2 separate regions of the Homo sapiens genome follow, and region 1 is linked to region 2. A link is a loop called in an ENCODE intact Hi-C map of the cell type or tissue named here. Cell type or tissue: A673. All regions are shown on one strand.

Region 1 (8,000 bases), 350 kb after region 2:
GGAGGAGGAAGAAGAGAAAAAAACTACATACAGATAGGTGATAGATAGATTGATTAGGTATCTAGATACTGGAAATGAGAAATACTAGCCAGTGACATATCCCTGATAGTGAACTAAAGGACTTTTAAGTCCTGAGATGTAATAACAGTTGTCCAATTGTCAAACCTTCAGTAAATGTGACTATGACATAAAAAAAAAACCTCATGGGAAAAGGAGTGTTTTAGGGACAAGAGAAATGGTGGTTTTTCTTAGCTTGGGAAGTACAAGGCAGAGAGCACAAAACAGTTCTGTGTAGTGAGACTCAATTGATGTTAATAACTCCTAGGGGAAAAAAAATTGGATCAGTTACCATGAGAAAACAAGTACTTTGGAATTCCTGGGACTCTTAGGAGGGCACTGGCGTTTTTACTGAACATAGGTTGGGGGATCTAGAATTTATGTCACTCCTCCCAGTGCTTCGGTTTCCTAATCTGTAAAATGGATTCAATCAATGGGACCCACTTCGTAAGTTTATTTAAAGATGAAATGATTTCAAAGTTATAAATCACTAAAAATAATGTTCAGCATGTAGTGTTAAGTAAATGTTTATTAAATAAAAATAAATAAAATAAATATCAAAACATTAAAATAACATAGTGTTGGAAGAGAACTAGGCAAATAAATCAACAAAATAAATTCATATCTAAAAACAGACTCGGGGATATGTAATCATTCGGCATATGATGAAGCTCACATTTCACCTCAGTGAGAAAAGAATGGCATATTTAATGAGTGGTGTCAACTGCTCCCCTCCGATTTTTCTTCCCATTTCTTGGTGAACTAAAGCTGTGAAAAAAGACACTGAATTCAGATTGACCTCACTCCCTCTCAAGCGCTGATATAACTGAATAATGTCTAGATATAATTTATCAAAAAAATAGATTTATTTCTTAGAGTTCTAGAGGCTGGAAGTCCAAAGTCAGGGGTCCCCCATCTGCTAAGGCTTTCTTGTTATGTCATACCATGGCAGAAAGGAATGAGAGGATGAGAGAGAGAGCAAGAGGGAGCTGAACTCACTTATATAAAAAGCCCAGTCTTGCAATAACTAACCCACTCCTGAGATAATGACATTAATCCTTTCATGAGGGTGGAACCCTCATGGCATAATCAGTTCTTAATGGTCCTGCTTTATAATACTGCTATAATAGCAATTACATTTCAACATAAATTTTAGAGGGAACATTTAAATCATAGAATTCCATCCCTGGCACCTCACAACTTACGTCCTTTTCATATACAAAATACATTCATTTTATGCCAATAGCCCCAAAAGTCTTACTCATTTCAGCACCAACTCAAAAGTCCAAAGTCCAGCGTCTCATCTGAATCAAATGTGAGTGATACTCAAGGCATGATTCATCTTTAAACAAATTTCTCTCCAGCTGTAAGCCTGTGAAATTAACAAGTTACGTGCTTCCAAAATAGCCAAGACATAGGATAACCATTCTCATTCCAAAAGGGAGAAGTAGGCAAGAAAAAAGGGTAGCTGTAACAAGTAAGTCCAAAATCCAACAAGGAAAACATTAAGTCGTAAATCTGAAGAATAATCTTATTTGATTCCATGTCCCCTATTCTGGGCACCCTGGGCTGGGGTTGGGCCCCCAAGGCCCCAGGCAGCCCCACCATGAGGTTGTGCTAGGCTCAGTCTACCCAGCAGCTATCATGGATTAGAGTCTCATGCCTGTGGCTTTCCCCAGCTAGAGTTGGCATGCTGGTAGCTCTACAGTCCTGGGGTCTTGACAGCTGCCATAGCTCCCAGTAAGTGTTGCCCAAGTGGGGACTCTGCAGTGACCCCAATCCCACAGTTCTGCTGGGCATTGCCTTGGTGGTGGCTGTCTGTGGTGGCTCCACCCCTGAGACATTTCTGCCTGTGCCCAGGCTGTCTATGACATCCTTTGAAATCTAAGTGGAAAAAGTTACAGCTCTTGTATTCCACCTGTCTGCAGAATTAGTACCACATAGACATTGCCAAGGTTTATGTCTTGTAACTTCCAGAGTGGTTGATTGAGCTGTACTGGGCCCACTTGAGCCAAAAAATAATGGGGCAGCTAAGGTGTGCTGCACCAGAATTTAGGGACCAAAGTTTGGGATAACCCTGGGCAGCAAATCCTGAGCTCCCTTGGGTGCCTCTCTGGAAACTTTGCCCTCAAGGTCACAGCTTGCCTAGAGGATCTCTGAAATGCCTTCTGGGTCATTCTCCCATTGTCTTGAAAACTAGCCCCTGGCTCTCCTCTATCAGTACCAATTTAGCAAATAGTTGCTTGGCTAGACCCTTGGTTTGCTCTTCTAAAGCAAAGGTAAAAATCCTTTTCACTGTTTACATGGCTGTGATAGTTAATACTGAGCGTCAACTTGGTTGGATTGAAGGATTTGGCCTTCCTGGGTGTGTCTGTGACGGTGTTGCCAAAAAAGATTTACATTTGAGTCAGTGGAATGGGAAAGGCAGGCCCACCCTCAATCCAGGTGGATACAATCTATTCAGCTGCCAACCCAGCCAGAATAAAAGCAGGCAGAAGAATGTTAAAAGACTAAACTGGCTTAGCCTCGCAGCCTACATCTTTCTCCCATGCTGGATGCTTCTGCCCTCTAATGTCAGACTCCAAATTTTTCAGCTTTGGGACTGGACTGACTTCCTTGCTCCTTAGCTTGCAGACAGCCTATTGTGGGACCTCCCATTGTGATCATGTGAGTCAATACTCCTTGATAAACTCCCCTTTACATATACCTCTGTCCTATTAGTTCTGTCCCTCCACAGTACCCTGACTAATACAATGGCTAAGCTCCAAATTTTTCAAATTTTTCTGCTCTGCTTCCCTTTTATTATAAATTCTGTCTCTAATATCTCTCCTCTCACATCGTACTGTATGCAGTTAAAAGTAGCCATGCAGCTCCTTCAATGTTTTGCTTAGAAATTTCTTCTGCCACACATTCTAATTCAGTACTCTTAAATTTGTCTTCCATAGAGTCCTAGGACATGGACACAATTCTGCTAAGTTCCTTACAACTGTGTCACAAAAATAACTTTTATGTCATTTTACAATATTTTGTTCCTCATTTCCATTGAGACCTCATCAGAATGGCCTTTACCATTCATGTTTCTACCAACATTCTAATCATGACCAATTAAGTAATATCTAAGAAGTTCCAGGCTTCTTTACATCTATTCTCAACTCTCACCAGAATCACTCTTACTGCTCTTTTTATAGCAATCTAGGCTTTTTCTAGCCTGCTCCTCAAAATTCTTCTAGCATCTATCCATTACTTACTTTCAAAGTCACTTCAACATTTTTAATAGCAATGGCCCCACTTCATGGTACCAATTTTGTGTCTTAGTCCATTTTCTGGTGGTATAGAATGGTACATGAAACTGGGCAATTTACAAAGAACAGATATTTATTTCTTACAGTTCTGGTGGCTGAGAAGCCTAAGTTGAGGTGCCTGCATCTGATGAGGGCCTTCCTGCTGTGTCATCCCATGGCAGAAGGCAGAAGAGCAAGAGAACATGAGAGAGACAGCAAGAGGGGTGCAACCTCACTTTTATAACAAGTCTACTCTCAATAATAATGTGCTCCTGTGATTATGACATTAATAAATTTATGAGGAGCACAGAAACCTTTGACCTAATCAGCTATTAACAGTTGCCTCACAAGTCTACTGTCACAATAACTAACCCATTCCCACAATAATAATGTGCTCCTGTGATTATTACATTAATCAATTTATGAGGAGGACAGAGACTTGTGATCTAACAAGTCTGTTAGATCAGACAGAGACAGAGACCTGTTAACAGTTGCCTCTCTTAATTCTATCACAATGACAATTAAATTTAACAAGCTTTGGAGGGAACATTCAAACCATAGCATCTACTATCCCTATCTTCTTTCATACACATGATAAAGGCATAACTATTTCCAAGAACTATGAAAAACATCTTACCTAGTATGCACCAGGCTCATATTGTAAAGAATAAAATTATTAAATAAAATTTCTATAGCTTGTTTTAGTGGCAAAGCATGTGAATATTTGCAGGACAACTTTTTAATCTAGATACAAAGATTAAATGCTTAAGTGGTATTTTTAAATAGTATTCCAGAAATACTTTGTGATGTTTGACTGCTACCTTTTATCTTTTTCTGTTACAATACCCTCCCACCCTCACCTAGGTAATTCTGCATTGAAGGTCATGATAAACTTGATATTATGCTCAGCTCCTATGAGGTTGCACAATTTCCCAGTGTGTTCTCTTCCCCTGGCCTCTTAGTGCACCCTGCTGGACTTCCTCAGGAACACCACCTGCTCTTAGACTGCTACATGAGAACAAGCTTCATTTATATGCTCTAAATGACACACACACACATAAACAGATGCATCATAGTCTCTAATGCTAAGATCCCACAGATATTTTTCTTCTCTTTCTTGGTCCACAGACTGACCCAGCTAATATTTAGATGTTAGCAATTTCTGCAAATGATTGTGCTTTCTTAGTGCTATGAACTGCATGTTTGTGTTCCCCCAAAATCTGTATGTTGAAATGTGATCCCCCATATGATGGTATTTGGAGGTAAGGCCTCTGGGAGGTGATTAGGTCATGAGAGTAAAGCCCTTATGAGTGTGTTTAGTGTCCTTAAAAGAAAAGAGCTCTCAGTCATATAAGGATGTAGAGAGAAGGCAGCTGTCTACAAGCTAAGGAGTGGGCTGTCACCAGACACTAGATCTGCTAGCTCCTTAATCTTGGACTTCCCAGCCTGTGGAACTGTTAAGAAATAAAAGTTTGCTGTTTAAGCCACCTAGTCCATGGCATTTTTGTTATAGCAGCCCCAACTGACTAAGATCCCAGTTAACTTCAAGTTTCTGAAAGCTAAAGTCATTTCTATTTGTTATGTAGAGCACAAACAGATGCTTCTAGATTCAGTCTGTCAGATAGCCTAGTGGCACTGTGATAGCAACAAGAATTCTAACCCTGCCAGTAAACTTCCCGGTCACCAGTGATGGTGAAGATACTACTCTTCCTCTTCTCTAATACAAAGAGCATAAGGCTCCCCTGCTTGCCTTGCTACCTGAAATCCCAAAGTAATCTCTTTTAAACGGGTAGTCCTCTTCATACCCTCATTTGTCTTAGTCCATTTTGTGCTGCTATAAAAAAATTCCTAAGATCAGTTAATTTATCATGATCAGAAATGTATTGGTTCACACTTCTGGAGGCTGGAAAATTTGAGATCAAAGTGCCAACATCTGGTGAGGGCCTTCTTGCTGTATTATCAAAATGGTGGAAGGTGGAAGGGCAAGAGTACAAAAGAGGGAATCCACTCCCACATGCCCTTTTTATAACAGCATTAATCTATTCATGAGCGCAGAACCCTTGTGACCTAAACAACTTCCATTAAGCCCCACCTCCCAATACTGTTGCATTGGGAATTAAGTTTCCAACATATGAATTCTAGGGCACACATTCAAACCATAACATCATCCATTCTTCAGTTGCTGTAAAATCTGCTCTTCTGGTAGCTCACTAAAGGGTACCATTGTCTTGCCCTCCTCTAACCATTTCCCTTACTCAGCTAATAATGACCTCAATTTAGTTTAATAGCTGCCTAGAGAATCTGGTATAATTTAGTTTCCCTGCATGCTTTGCTTATGTTAATGCTGCAAGTTGGCTAATTTCCTAATGATCCTTACAATCACATAATATTAAAATTTGTTATAGATACAATAAAGAGTTGTAAGACCAGAGTTTACTAAACATAGATAGTGTTCCTTGCCCTGTGCTAAATTCTGTTGATACAATTAAACATATATCTGTACTTCATCCCAGATACTGCAGAGAACTCAAGCAAGTATGTAGCAATAAGTTCTCAAGAATGTATAACTCTAAAGGGGAAAAAAAACCCTAATATTTAGTGAGCACCTAACATGCATTATTCTCACAATAAATCTACAAAATAATTATTATTTCACTCATTACAAATGAAAAGAAAACTGAACGCCAGAAAGATTTAAGAATTTGCCCAATATTCCAGGGTGAGAAAAGACAGAATTGTGATTAAAAGTATTTAACACTATGATAATCCCATATTGTACTGAGGAATGAGTGAAGTATTCAGTTCACCATAATATAGAGAAAAAAAGACAAGTGATATGTAGGGACAAAATGATTTGTATATTTAATGGATGAAGAAATCACATCTGGTAAAGGGAACTAGAAAGGCCTCAGAGAAGGAATTGTATTTAAGAAAGGGCTGGAAGAAAGGTCAAGACTTCAAAGGCCAATCTGGGGGAAAATGAAACAGTCCTGCAAAAATACTCCTAGAACTTAAAAGTGAGTTTAACATAATCACAAGAAACTAAGTGAAGACACAAATATCCATGGTATTTCTATATTTTAGCAACATATATTTGTAAGCTGATTTTAAAAGCGCTACCATGTATAATAGGTTCCTCAAAAGTGAAATGAGTATACATCTAACAGAACATTTTCTAGATCTGTATGCTGAAAACTACAGAATGCTAATGAAAGACATTAAAGAAAATCTAACTAAATGGAGAGACATACAATGATAAAGGTCTGAAGACTCAACATAGTAGAGATGTCAATTATCCCCAAATTGATCTATAGATTTAATACAATGTCAATAAAAATTCCAGCATGATTTTTTGTAGCTATAGAAGAGTTAATTCTAAAATTTATATGGAAAGACAAAGTAACTAGAATAGCTAAAATAATTTTGAAAAAAGGAATAAATTTGGAGAAATCACTCTCCTATATTTTAAGACTTTAGAGTAATCAAGAGAGCATGATATTAGCAGATGTGTAGACAAAGATCAGCGGAACAGAATAGAGAACCCAGAAATTGACCTAAATAGATTTGGCCCATAGATTTTTGACAAAAGTGCAAAAGCAATTCAATGGAGGGAGCATATCTTTTCAACAAATAGTGCAAATAGTGATGGAACGATTGACATCAATATGCAGAAGGAAAAAACAAATAAAATGTTGACCTAAAATCTGAAGGGAACATTTTAGAGAAAATTGTATGGCCATGTTATTTAATTTTTTAAATCTCGAGTCATCACCCTCTAAATTACGTATTATGATATGAGAATATCCAGAACTACAATTTGCTAAGATATTTGAATGGTTTGTCTATGTTGTAACTTTAAGCAATATTAATTGGTCACCATTAAACCCAAAATTTGAAAGAAAACAACAGATAATTAAAAAACAAAAATTTTCATTAGTGAAGGGAAATACCTTCTAATTTAACACATTGTGTTCTTAACTTGAAAAACTCATTTCCCCACAGAAGTTTTAAAAGTATCAGTGCAAACTTGGTGTTCTAATTGTAATTCCATATTATATTTACTTTATATTGTTCTTCAAAACTGAAATGTGTTTACAATTTGGGTCTACAAATATTTTTATTATTTTGCTCTAAAAATTGGACAAAGAAAATGGGAAGATTAATTTAATGTGTAAGTTGGTAAAGTATTGGGAATCTTTCAAGAATTTATTATCTCCCAGGCATGGTGGCTCACATCTGTAATCCCAGCATTTTGAGAGGCTAAGCCAGGTGGATCACTTGAAGCCGGGAGTTTGAGACCAGCCTGGCCAACATAGCAAAACCCCAACTCTACAAAAAAAGCAAACAAACAAAAAAAAAATTATCAACTAACAAAAATGTGACCATTTTGCTGTAAAAATAGAGGATAAATTATAAAATATCTTTAAGATGAGCTGTGGTGAAATACTGCTCATATATAACTATATGAGCAGTTATAATAAAAACATTATAACAGCTTTATTGAGATATAATTGCCATATAATAAGTGCCACATACCTGTATACAATTTGATAGGTATTGACATATTTATATACCTAAGAACTGATCACCACCATTAAGATAGTGAACCCGGCCATCAACCCCAAAAATTTCCTTGTTCCCCTTGTTGATTCTCACTTCTGC
Region 2 (8,000 bases):
AGCCTGTCATTGATGGGCCCTTCTACTTTTAGCAATGGATTTCCATTTCTCCTTGTGCAGGGCCGGCTTTACTACTGTCCCTCTTGTAGCCTGCCTAACCCCCAAGCTCCCATAACCTCCACAAACTTGAAGAGACGGAAGTTGTATTATTGCTTCGGTTTGAAGATAGAAGAAAAGAGAAATCATTCCAGATGAGATGCATTGGAAAAGATAACTAAATTCAAGATTCTTCAAACTATTGTCATCCCTGAAAACCCAGTGACCCATGGAAATGGAATCAGAATACTCCCTGGTTGCTTCTCCAGCTTCCTTTTTTCCTATCCTTTGCTTTATTCTACTTCATAAACCCCTAGTCTCATATGGATTTGGCCATCTTCTTTATCTCCCACACACCACTAGCTTTAACTATGATTTTTCTTTCCTGGCCTTCTGCAAAAATCTATGGCTGGTTGACAGAATGCAAATGGATAGGATAGAAAACACTGGAAGTTTGTAGGCACCCAAGATTGTGAGGAGATGCTAAACTCGCCATCTTTTACCAAAGCTGCTACCTGGGAGCACCGGCTTACTGAGTCCAGAGTCCTTACTTGCACCACACTCCCTTAACTTTCCTGTTTTGCTTTCTACTCAGAGCTGCTACCTGGCTGCTACCTTTGTTGCTCAAAGAGCAACCAAGCCACCTTAGGAAAGCTCTTGCCTCTAAAGTAAGGGCAAATAAAACTTCTAGATGTTGGCACCACCTCTCTGTGACATTATAAAACACACACACACAGTCTGTTGCTTTGCATATTGATAAGCTCATATTTTGAAACCTGTGACTATGTCTCTATGATTGCTATGCACATCAACAGATGTCTATATGATCAGAACTTTGACTTTCTCTGCCAGGCCATTTTTATTATCACTTATTAAAGGCTTATTACATACCAGGAAGAATTTTAAGAGCACATGTAACTCATGTAACTCATTTAACTGTCATAATATTTCTGTGCGGTTTTCGTTGTTTTGATGTTATACATAAAGACTCCAAGACACAGTGAAGTTTAGTAACTTGCCAACAGCTACGGAGGCTGCTGGCAGAATCTGTGACCTTATCTGCTGCACTGCACTGCCTCACTGTGCTTTTTTGCTCATGTTCTGCATGTTTTAACAAACTGTCATGCTCTGTTCCTTAGGTCCCATCAGTTTCTTCCAGTGTGTCTACTTGGATGGGTACAATGGCTATGGATTTCAGTTTCCTTTCACTCCTGCAGACCGCCCTGGAGAGAGCTCTGGTCAAGCAAATTCTCCAGGACAGAAGCAACAAGGACAGTAAACACACATGTATGACCCTTACAAGTGCTTTAAGATTTTAAAAATGTGATGTTTTGTCCACAGTAGTTCAGGCAATTAAGAATATGCAACCCAGAGAATTTCTGTGAAAACATTTTGCTCTTTGGCCTGGTGTGGACGGAAAGGGTGGCCAAATGGATTGAGTGATGAGCAGACATGTTTAAGGGTCTAAGTCTCAAGAATCTGTTATGTGTGTTTGCTGCGGTGGGAGGGGGTGCTTGTATTTATCTTATTTCCAGTCACTATAAGGTTGTACACAAACTAATTTAAAGTTTACTTAATAATGGTATCTTTAAAATAATTGACACAATTGCAAAATGAATTCCTGGCTTCAGTTAGCTATTATTTTTTTAATGACAACATAGACTGTGCTCTAAGTTTAAAAGATGGGGAAGCTTATATAAAAGTGACCCTTTTGCATCATATGGGTATCTAAACTTAATTTACCCAATAAGTTGATGCTTAATGATTTTATTTTATTTTTGTCTATTTCTATTTTAGTTGTGGCTTTGCTCTAAGAATGGGTAATAGTTGTACTACAGACTGCTATAAATTTCTTGTGATACTCTTTTAGAGCTCAAAATATCTCTGAGCTTTAGACATGGTAAGGTGGAGAGTAAATGCTTGATAAATCTTTAAGATATGTCTTGAATGATAATTAGGACATTCAGTCCAGTGGAAATACACCATTCAATTAGTCAGGTCTGGTGAATCGTTTGTTTAAAATATTAGCAAATGAGATGTGGAATTCTGAAATTTCTCCAGACTGTGTCTTAATAAAAATGTCACCTGGGTGAAATTTTAGATCAATCACTAAATTTGGGTGACAAATATAAAAATATTTTCATTTCACTTTAATACATTCTTTCTGTGAAGTAAAATGTTTTTCTTTCTCATAATGGCAAAATATGAATGCCATCAAAGTTTAAGGAATTCATTTTAGCCTTAAATGCCTTCGTGAGATGTCTTACTTGTATTTTAGGTAACTGGTCATCAGTGCCAATGACATGGATAACAATTTTTAATCTACTCGACAGTGCATCCCTGGGAATGACTGTTATGTTTTTGTCATATTCCTGGTAATATAAATACTCGTGTTCTTTACTACATTGTTTTTATCAACTCTAAAAGTCATGCCTCTGTGACCTTTATCATGTTTACAATTGCAACTGAACTTATGACAAATTAACTCAGGAAATAAATTGAGTTATCCTTTCTAGCATTGTAATTACCATCAGCAAGGCCTGAGATAGCCAGAGCCAATACTAGCCAAGTGATTTATTTTCAAGGATTGCCACTAACTACGGTTCTTTAGGACCAAGATATAAAACAGTCACTAAAAATCATTAGGCTAGGTATCAGTAATACATTCATTACTAATAATGCATTTTTGGAGACTTTTGTGAAAGAAGTTGGTCTCTGCCAAAAGCTGGTGGACCACATTCACACCACGAAAGCCAGTGTCACATGAACCAGATTAATGACTCTCTTTATGGGGTATGTGGGACATCCTGGAAGTGTATAATTTCAGGAATGACCAGACAATACCATCTTGCAAAGCCCCTTCAGGTGACAATCTAAACTTGTGGGTAGGAGAGTGCATAAAGTTTATTGCTCAACTGCTCCTCCAGCCTGCTGAATTTACTGAGTAAAGAAATAGCAAATATGATAGATGTTTTAGATTTCATAGAACAGAATGGTTTGTCCATTAATTCTTTCATTCAATGACTGTTTATTGAATACCTACTCTTTTAGGGCGCTGTGTTAGGTGCTGTATTGTACAAGAAAAATATAATAAATTAGATTCCCAGCGCTATTCTGACATAGTGAATGACCTTGAAAAATTTACTAAACATACTATGTTTGTTTCTCCATGAGTAAAATAGGGATATAGGGACAAACAGTCTAATATCTCATAGAAATACCATGGAGACAAATAAAATATTTTAATATAAATATGATATTAAAGTAAATTTCTGAAGTAATACTTTTGGGTATGGCACTAGTTTTTCCTCTGACTATTTTACTGTTTCTTTCACTCTCAATATAAAAACTATTTGATAAGATAAAACGATATATTTTATTGTAATTAGAATTTAGACAAATCAGCTATAATGTAAAAATGTTAATAATAATTACGTTTTATCTGATTAAAGTTACAATGATCATAGCACTTTAAAAATATTATCTGAACTGTCATTTGTTTATATATTACCGTCTAATAAAATAGTTATAGATCTTCCAAGTTTGATGCCTTACATTTTAAAAGGAAAAGATAAATGGTTGATTAAGAATCTTTGTCTTTAATGGTTCATTCATAATTCAAGTTATACTGGCCAGGAATATGTAAGCATTTCATAATTGTTTTAGTTATTTTGCACAATTGGTACACACTACTCCCATTACATCCCTGCGTTTACCCACCCTTCATCCCCTCTTAATAGATAAAGATCTGAAAATAAGAATCGATTTTTCCTTAGGTTTTTGATTTATATTTAGTTTTCCTAAAGCCTGATAAATCATTATTCAAATGGGGCAAGTGTTTTTTTGTTTCTTTTTTTTTTTTAATGAACCCTAGCAAAAGCACCTGTATGTTGACTCATTCTGGCATATCTTTTCAAAACCTTTTAACTTCTTGCAGAAATATTTTAGAAACTGGTATTGTGATACTGTGTATTTTAGAGATTTAACTTGTACCCTTGAGTAATTTTTCTGGAGAAAAAAGCAAAGGAGATAACAAATATTGCTGATAGAAAACTCAGTGACCATATAAGCCAAGTGGCACATACAGAAAATGAAACTAATCCTTAGAGAAACTTGAAAATTTGCCCAAAGTAACTGACTACTTCAAAACCAGGCCTAGAACCTTGATCAGCTAACTCCCAAATGTTCTTCAGTTTTCAGGGTGTTATTACAAATATTGACTTATTTTTCCAGTATCCTCAAATCCATCTTGCAAATTATACTTGGTGATAGACATGTAACCCTCTATGAAAAGACTTGTCTTTTTTCCTACTTGAAAGCTGAAAAGTGCCTTAAGAGTGTGTTGCATTCAATTGCTTTACAGTAAAGAAAATAAATGTCAGAGAGGTTAGGTGGCAGGCCTAGAGGCACATTGTTAGTAAGCAGCAGAACAAATGCGATTGAAAGCTCGAATCTTTTTCTAATCCTATTCATATCCTTCCTGCCCTTTGTAACTCCATATGATATCGTCACCATCATAAAAGCTTCCCTTTGTTACTTGCAAACTAATTAAGAAATAGAAACTCAGCACGACTTCCCAGTAGCTGGCCTCCTTGCAGCATTTTTTGCCCCACTCCTTTCAGGATTATATCAGCTCTATCCTGTACCTTTCCTTTCCCCCTCATTAATCATATATGTCCATGAAACATTTAGTTATTACTGTAGATGCTTTCCTTTGTGTGTAAAATAAAGACCTTTATTTTCCCAAACTATCCAACTATTGAAAAATCATTAGTCGTTAAAAAAAATGTGGCCCAAATAACAAGAAAGCAAAAACAACTTTTTTAAATTCAGCTTTTCCGAAGATTCAGGTTAATAAAATAAGAAAGACAAATAATTGTAAAACACACTTGAACTCTAAAGAAGAGCTCAGAATAATTGATGAAGTGAATTATTACATATTAGTATTTGAGTCATACAAGTTCCAGTAAGAAACACATGTTATCAAAGCAATGATAGCAAAAAGAAGGAAATTCTTAGTTTCTCATACAGCCACATCCAGCTCCAGGCCATTTGCCCTCTGCAATATCATCAATTCACTTATGTATGCTTCTTGTTGAACTATTAACATGAGTTAAGTACTCTAACTAAGTCATTAGAACTATTTTTTACCCACCACAGCTCAAATTCTCTTAAATAACAATGGTAGGTAGGTAGAACACTCCATGCCTCTGAATAGCTCTGTCAGGCCAGATGTCTTTTCAGAACAACCGTGCTGTGGTGGAGAGCCCACCGGATGAGGAGTCCACAAACCCAAGGTCAGACTTTAACTCTAGGAGTAACTCTGGTCATTTATCTTCTCTGTCCTTCAATACTTCATCTCCAAATGAAAATAAAAGTGCTACAGCAGCAAAAGGACTTTCATCTTTGGCAAGGAATATTATGGAAATGTACCTTGTAAAGTGATACTATTGCTAAGATCTTTCAAATTTCCTTCCAGTTTTGTTATTAAATGATCCAAATGCAACCTGCATTTTAGACCTAGTGTTGCCAAGTGGAATTAGCCAAAGCGGCGAATAAAAATCAGAGCTACACGAACCAAATACAAAAATGGGAACATTACACTGACAAAAACAATTTTGCACTTAAAAAATTTAGTTTTGTGTCATTTTCACAGAGTTGCTATAAATCAGTGACAGCAGAATATCCTTCAACCCACTGAATCAGAACACATGGACCATGTAAGAGGCCTGTGGAAAAGTGATACTCTGAATGAGAGCTGAGACGGAAAAGTGACTCATGTACCCCAAGACACCGCCAAGGGTTGAGCACTCACTAAAATGTCTGAAGGTATTCCAGCAATCTAAGTTAGTGAAGGTAGTGTTAAAATAAATACTAAAGGAAGCATCTCAAAACATTAAAACATTTAGTGTATGGTGTTTGCTTAGGAAAAAACATCTCTCCCTCTCTCTCTCTCTCACTCTGTGTGTGTGTGTGTGTGTGTCTCAGTGCACTCACACACACAACTCAGTGAGAAACCATTTAATATATTTGATGCAAACATGGGCACAGATGAACTTATCTAAATGGATGATCTGAATGGAAGGTGCATTCTTCGCAAAGGAAGCAATGCTTTATAGAAAAGGGAAACACAACTGCATTCTAGCAATTTTGAGGAACAATGTAGCTAGCAAACAAATTACTTTCATCTTTGGAACATACATGTATCAAAGAATATTTTTAAAATTAGGAATATATTAACTTTATTCAATATCAAAATGGTATTATAAGAGGACACGGAAAGTGTCCTTTCACCTCATCTCTGTTGCCTCACTTTCCCATTCACTCCTATACTTTCTACGGCTAAGCACATTTATAGGGTCTCATGAAAATACAAATGGAAACAAAAATATATTCTTATTGTTTATTTTTCTTACACAAATGTTACATATTACAAGCATTATTCAGTGCCTTCTTTTCTTAACCATGTATCCTAGATTATTTGTATACAGGTATATACAAAGTTTTCTCATTTCTACCAATAGACATAGATACAGATATAGACAGATCTCATACCCACAGTGTAGTGCACACATCTCAAGTGTAGAGCCAGATACATCTATGAAATCACAACTGAAATCAAAATGTGGGACATTAACGGCAACCCAGAAGCCTCATTCATGCTTCACATGGTCAATACCCTCAGGTGAACCACTGTTATGATTTCTATCATTGAAGAACTGTTTCAATTGTTTTGACTTTCATATGAATGAAATAGTAAATTACATCTTTTTTGTACCCAGTTTCTTTTCTCAATATTACACCTTTGAGACTCATTCATTTTGTTACATGTAGAAGTAATTTTTTTTCTTTTTCATTGTCTTATATTACCCATGTATGCATATACCAACAAATTTATTTATACATTCTACTATGTGTGGTAATTCACACTGTCTCAGGTTTTTGTCTATTAAAAATAACACTGCTTTAAACAGTCTGGTTAGTGCCTTTTACTGCGTTTATGTGTGTGCAGAGTAGGGGAGGACATTATACACATGAGTAGAATTACTGGCTTATCGAGTATGAGAATGTTCATCTTTAGTAGATAATATCAAACAATTTTCTAACTGCTTGATATGGTTTGGATGTTTTGTCCCCTCCAAATCTCATGTTGAAATGTGACCTCCAGTGTTGGAGGTGGGCTTAGTGGGAGGTGTTTGGGTCTTGGGGGTGGATCCCTTATGAATGGCTTGGTGCTGTCCTCACAATAATGAGTGAATTCTCACTCTTAGTTCACACTAGATCTGGTTGTTTAAAAGACCCCGGTGCCCCCTCCCTCCCTCTCTTGCTCACTCTGTCACCATGTGACACACCTGTTCCCCTTTGCCTTCCACCATGATTGGAAGCTTCCTGGGCCTCACCAGAAGCTAAGCAGATGCTGGTGCCATGCTTGTACAGCCTACAGAACTGTGAGCCAAATAAACCTATTTTCTTTATAAATTCCTCAGTCTCAGGTATTCCTTTATAGCAATGCAAATGGACTGATACATTGGTTGTACCAATGTATACTCTACTGACTGAGTATAAGTGTTCCAGCTGCTCCAGATCCTTGCCAACACTTGCTATTATAAGTTTTGTTGATTTTAACTTCTGATGGGTAGGAAGTGGAACATCATTGATCTTATAAATTGGATTTTCCTGATGACTAGTGATACTGAGACACTTGTGTTATGTTTATTGATTATTTGGATATCCTCTTTTATGTAGACTCTGATTAAGCTTTTTGGACTTCTGTTAATTAGATTTTTGTCTTTTTAAAAATACGGTCATGGGTCTTTAATGATGAGAATACATTCTAAGAAATGAGTCATTAGTTGATTGTGTCATTGTGTAAACATCACAGAATGTACTACTTACAGGAATCCAGATGGTATAGCCTACTATACACCTAGGCTATGTGATATGGCCTCTTTTTCCCAGGCTAC

The links. A loop is a pair of places that touch in the nucleus more often than their neighbours do. Peaks named below come from ENCODE experiments on the same cell type or tissue, not always from the same donor. Only the 100,000 strongest peaks of a DNase experiment are listed, where the experiment ranks them.
Region 1: a loop joins it to region 2, with 8 times the contacts of the local background. A loop is called at or near these places in 1 of 110 quality-filtered maps.

The regions. Positions count from the first base shown.
Region 1 is chr6:122,865,929-122,873,928 of GRCh38, reverse strand. No RefSeq gene overlaps it. Among named protein-coding and RNA genes, the nearest start is that of SMPDL3A, 81 kb to the right of the region's middle. In A673, CTCF peaks have their summits at 2,659 and 4,334 (motif pointing left); DNase peaks (open chromatin) are centred at 2,648 and 4,298; H3K27ac peaks cover 3,919 bases.
Region 2 is chr6:123,211,916-123,219,915 of GRCh38, reverse strand. TRDN (triadin) reads left to right here. Exons shown (of 41, transcript NM_006073.4): 41 at 1,176-3,577. The coding sequence ends at 1,315. Among named protein-coding and RNA genes, the nearest start is that of CLVS2, 220 kb to the right of the region's middle. In A673, no CTCF peak of the experiment used is centred here; DNase peaks (open chromatin) are centred at 4,525, 5,155 and 5,795; H3K4me3 peaks cover 778 bases; H3K27ac peaks cover 7,375 bases.